Linked DNA regions of Homo sapiens: region 2 is linked to region 1. A link is an interaction called in ENCODE POLR2A ChIA-PET data of the cell type or tissue named here. Cell type or tissue: PC-9. All regions are shown on one strand. Links, peaks and the distances in the headings refer to the core of each region. The heading gives the core; the rest is flanking DNA.

The links. Peaks named below come from ENCODE experiments on the same cell type or tissue, not always from the same donor. Only the 100,000 strongest peaks of a DNase experiment are listed, where the experiment ranks them.
Region 2: POLR2A ChIA-PET joins it to region 1 with 6 read pairs; 1 of 35 experiments calls an interaction of 5 or more read pairs at or near these places.

Annotation. Positions count from the first base shown.
Region 1 is chr1:221,087,774-221,090,692 of GRCh38, forward strand. The region is part of intron 5 of LOC101929750 (a long non-coding RNA gene); the gene reads left to right. Among named protein-coding and RNA genes, the nearest start is that of HLX-AS1, 210 kb to the left of the region's middle. In PC-9, for the core only: no CTCF peak of the experiment used is centred there; a DNase peak (open chromatin) is centred at 1,698; H3K27ac peaks cover 772 bases.
Region 2 is chr1:221,949,212-221,952,130 of GRCh38, forward strand. The region is part of intron 1 of LINC02257 (long intergenic non-protein coding RNA 2257); the gene reads right to left. Among named protein-coding and RNA genes, the nearest start is that of LINC02474, 16 kb to the right of the region's middle. In PC-9, for the core only: no CTCF peak of the experiment used is centred there; no DNase peak of the experiment used is centred there.

The DNA of each region.
Region 1 (2,919 bases), core at 169-2,668:
CACAGTTTTTAAAAAACAACCCATTAGAATGTATGCATCTACTGGGGAGCATGAGCCACATGAACTCAAATTATTAATCCTGCTTGTGAGTCCATTTGACTAGAGCTGAGTCTTCTAATGGAAAAGCAATTCAGTAATCACTCTTTGGGATTCAGTAAATACCTCATAAATACTTATAAAACATGTAACAGACCCTACTGGGCATTGGGATTGGCATTAAGGTTTATTATTTGATTGTGTTTGAAATCAGAAAAAGCTAAGATTGTGCTACTTATTTTTTATTCAGAGAAGAAATTAACTGGTGACTGGAGCTGATTGACTAGAATGGAGCAACCCACTGGATGTTTATATTAGTCACATAGCAAATATTTTTTCTGAGTAATTAACAAGGATTACTTTATAGTTGAAAACAATTACGGAGCAATTTGTAATTTTCCAAGAGCTTTTCCAATCCTGGTCTTATTGATTCTTTATAACGATTCTATAAATTGTAGGTTATACTGTCTTGTGTATAAATTGTAGGTTATTCTGTCTTCTGAAGATAACCTAGGCTTTAGAGTCAGACAGTACTAGGGAAGAACCAGAGCTTCAACCCCTGTTGGTTATGTGACCTGGAACAGATTACTAAACTGTCCTAAGCTTTAGCTATTTCCATACATAAATTAAGATAATAATATTTACCCTGTATAACCATTATAGAAATTAGTTTATGATAAACTTAGCATTATGTTGGACACACTGCACGTGTTTAAATTGTCATCCATAGGGCTTACCTTTGACTTTTTTTTAATAGTGAGGATAGATTATACTAATCATTCAATTCCCTATTATCAAATTCTCTTGTGACACTACAAGATTACTGGCATGCCTGTAGATGTACTCTAGCCATGCAACAGAACATAGAATATTAAACCTCAAACCTTAAAATTTAGTAGACTACTCTGACCAGTTGACATAAAGAATGTGCTTATATTAATGAAATGACACTAATTTCACCACCATACAATCCTAAATGAACTAAAATCATAGGTGTACACTGGTCAATGGTTTATATCCAAGGAATGAAAATGTAAATTTTATTTCAATATTATTTACAAGTATTCAATTAAATGATTGAAATTATGAACTAATTACATTTCTACTGATGCAGTTTCAGCCACAGAGTTATCTGTGTCAATCACAGAAATAAAACCTGTGTATAGAACTAATAAAGCATCCAGAATTTTTTCACTACTCTCTTCAATTTGAACTCCAGTTTATTACCTGAATAAGAAATGAATCAAAGTATCTTAACTTTTTTTGATGATTTAGATAAATTTTTCTATTTTCATATGGTACAGATATCACAAATATATATTACATATATCAAACACATATATGTAACACATATATATCACATATATATCAGACACATATATAGCATATGTATAACACACATATATATGCCATGTATATATACATACACACACACACAACATATATATATATAAAACACATAGCATCAGGGGTGGGCTGGCGCTGCCTCATACGAGCTTGGCAGAGCCAATTCTGCTCATCTCCTTCCTAGTCTGTGTTCAGCGACATTGCACTGGGAGCTTGAAATCAGCCACAGGGGAGTGTATACACCCAGGAGTCACCAAATGTTACAAATCAGGCCTTTTTAAAATCCAGAGTCACCTTACAAGTACAACACAGCATAGCAGACATTTTTAAAATATTTGTTATATGAACAAGTGAATTAATAAATTCAACATATTTGTATTGTCATTAAGCATAGCAAACATTAGAGGAAGATGACCTCACTTACTAAAACTTCCAAGGCATGTGTCTGTAAAGCAAAAATGTGAGTTCTCTGAGGCAAATTTCAGAAATTATCAGAGTCTAATTTCTTCATGTTTTTGTCTAAATAAGTGGATGAAACCACGCTCCCTTCAAACTTAGGTATCCAGGAAAGCAAACCTAAAATGTTTATGGATCCAAACCAACGGCTTACATGATATTCTCTACATATATATCTGTGATTGTATAAAGTTTCTCCCCATAGGGAACAAGAAAAGAACTGCAGATATTTATCACCTTTTCTAGATTCTTAAGAGTCCTAAAATGTTATCTCAGAGAATGCTAGAGTAACATAAACTTTTTTTTTGTGAAAAATAAGTAAATCACTGCCATATGATGATGGTTACTCAATTTCCAGATGATTTAATGGCTAATCCCAGGGCAATATCTTACTAGTTTCGACCCCTGCTGTGTGATGAGGTTTTGACAGTCATAATTGTACAGCAGGCCATAGTTTAATATAAGTAATTATAAACCAGGAATTATTAATCATTATCTAATAATCTGATACTAAACTATTGGATGTTGCTTGTGAAATAACAAGAAAATTCAAAGTGATTATATCAAGTGATTCTATGATACTTCTAGACAGCAAAATAAAAATAAAAGAAGAGGTTCAAGCCTTGTTAAGGTTTTAGCATCACAATCAGACAGCACCTATAAAATAAGTCAACTATGCCATGGTCCCAGTAGCCAGTAAAGTTCGTTGGGACCAACTTCCTTCCTCTTCAGCTCATGCCTCTTGGAACACATGGGGCAGCTGTGTGCACCTCAGATGGAGCAGCCAAAAAGAGCTCAGAGCTTTGGTCCTGACTTTGCAGCCCAAGTGAGATCATGGGTAAGTCACTTAAACTCTTTGGCCTTATTTTAACAACTCAGGATCATTGACCCTCTCCAATTTATGTCAAGGACAATAACAATAATAATCATCGTTCCCACTAATTTAAGGATGTGAAAAAATGCAGGATGATTTTGGTGGAGAGTTTTGCTGGAGAAAAGCACTCAAATGGGGTCGTCAAGGTAGGTAAACCTGACAAGGGAGTTAGTTTGCAGATTGTTGCAGGCGTGAAGTGCTAGGCC
Region 2 (2,919 bases), core at 317-2,816, 860 kb after region 1:
TGACCTTTCTCCCCCTCCCAAGGCCACTCCTCAACATGCTGAATCAAGTTCCAATTCTTCCTCAACCTCTGCTCCCCCACCTTATAATTCTTCTATCATCTCCCCTCCTCACACTCGGTTCAGCTTACAGTTTCATTCCATGACTAGCTCTCGCCCACCTGCCCAACAATTTCCTCTTAGAGAGGTGGCTGGAGCTGAGGGCATAGTAAGGGTTCATGTACCTTTTTCTCTATCAGACCTTTCCCAAATCAGTCAGCATTTGGGCTCTTTCTCATCAGACCCCACTAAATACATATATGAATTCCAATATTTAACTCAGTCCTACAGTTTAATCTGGAGTGACTTAAACATCATTCTGACCTCTACCCTCTTCCCAGATGAGTGAGAAAGAGTTTATAACCTAGCCCAATCTCATGCTGACAACTGCTGGAGTCATGAGCCAGGCCTCCAAGAAGGCACCAGGGCAGTTCCCTGAGAGGATCCCTAATGGGAATACCAAACAGGCTCCAGAGGTACAGCTAGGTGAGATTGTATGGTCTCTCGCCTAGTTGAAGGGCTCAAAAAGGCAGCATAAAAAGCTGTTAATTATGACAAGCTTAAAGAAGCCACCCAAGGTAAGGATGAAAACCCAGCCCAGTTCATGGCCCACTTGGCAGCTACCCTTAGACGTTTTACAGCTCTGGACCCAGAAGGCCCAGAAGGCTGTCTCATTCTTAATATGCATTTTATTACCCAGTCTGCTCCCGACATTAGGAAAAAACTCCAAAAACTAGATTCCAGCCCTCAAACCCCATAAAAAGACTTAATTAACCATGCCTTAAAGGTGTTCAACAATAGAGAAGAGTCAGCAAAGCAGCAATGTATTTCAGAGCTGCAACTGCTTGCCTCCACTGTAAGACAAACCCCGGCCATGCCTTCAGCACACAAAAACTTCAGAACAACCAAACCACAGCCTCCAGGCACTTCTTTAAAATCTCCTCATGGACCTTGCTTCAAATGCCAAAAACTCAGCCACAGGGCCTCGGAATGCCCGCAGCCTAGGATTCCTCCTAAGCCTTGTCCTGTCTGTGTGGGACCCCACTAGAAGTCAGACTGTCCAACTAGGATTACAGCCTCTCCTAGACATGCTGGAACAAAAACCTCAGGTTCTCTGGCTGACTCCTTCCCAGATCTCCTCAGCTTAGTGGCTGAAGACTGACACTGCCTGACCACCTCGGAAGCCCCCTGGACTATCACGGACACTGAGCTTCAGGTAGCTCTTACAGTGGAGGGTAACCCTTTTTAATCGATATGGGGGCTACCCACTTCAAATTACCTTCTTTTAAAGGGCCTGTTTCCCTTGCCCCCATAACTGTTTTGGTTATTGACAGCCAGTCTTCTAAACCTCTTAAAGCTCCCCCACTCTGGTGTCAACTTGGACAATATTCTTTTATACACTCTTTTTAAATTATCCCCACCTGCCTACTTCTCTTATTAGGCTGAGACATTTTAACCAAATTATCTGCTTCCCTGACTATTCCTGGGCTACAGCCACACTTCATTGCTGCCTTTTTGCTCAATTTAAGGCCTCTTTTGCATCCTCCCCTTGTGTCTCCCCACCTTAATCCACAAGTATGGGATACCTCTACTCCTTCTTTGGCAACTGACTATGCACCCCTTACCATTCCATTAAAACCTAATCACCTTTACCCTGCTCATTGCCAGTGTCCCATCCCACAGCAGGCTCTAAGAGGACTGAAGCCTATTATCACTCACCTGTTACAACATGGCCTTTTAAAGCCTACAAATTCTCCTTACAACTCCTCTATCCTACCTGTCCAAAAACCAGACAAGTCTTACAGGTTGTTTCAGGATCTTCACCTTATTAATCAAATCGTCATTCCCATCCATCCTATAGTGCTAAACCTTTACACTCTCCTGTCTTCAATACCTGCTTCCACAACTCATTATTCAGTTATTGACCTCTAAGACACCTTCTTTACTATTCCTTTACATCCCTCCTCCCAACCTTTTTTCATCTTTACTTGGACTGACCCTGACACCCACCAGTCCCAGCAACTCACCTGGACTGTCCTACCCCAAGGTTTTAGGGACAGCCCATATCACTTTGGTCAGGCTCTCTCTCATGACTTACTATCTTTTTGCCCATCTACCTCCCACCTTATTCAATATGTTGATGACCTTCTTCTTTGCAGCCCCTCTTACCAATCCTCCCAGCAGGACACTATCCTACTTCTTCAGCATCTCTACTTGAAGGGGTACTGAGTATCCATCTCTAAGGCTCAAATTTCTTCCCCTAGTGTTACATATCTTGGCATAGTCCTCCATCAACATACATGTGCTCTTCCTGCAGACCACGTTCAGTTAATCTCCCAGACCCCAATCCCTACCACCAAGCAACAATTCCTTTCCTTCTTAGGCATTGTTGGATACTTCCAACTCTGGATACCAGGCTTTGCCATCCTAACCAAACCACTTTACAAGCTCACTAAAGGCAATTTAGCTGATCCCAAAGACCCTAAGTCCTTTCCTCATTCTTTCATTCATTCTCTCAAAAAGGCCTTAGAAACAGCTCCCCCAGCTCATCCCAACCTTTTTCCTTACACACAGCTGAAATACAAGGTTGTGCTGCTGGAGGTCTCACACAGGAGCCAGGCCCAAAACCTATAGCCTTTCTATCCAAACAACTTGACCTCACAGTTCTAGACTGGCCCTCATATCTACAAGTGGTGGTAGCTGCCACTTTAATACTTCTAGAGGCCTTCAAAATCACAAGCTATGCTCCACTTACCCTCTACAGTTCTCAAAACCTTCAAGTGTTAATATCCTCCATGCACCTTTCACACTTATTTTCTGCCCATCGACTCCTCCAGCTCTATTCACTCTTTATTGAAACCCCAATAGTAACTATTGCCCATG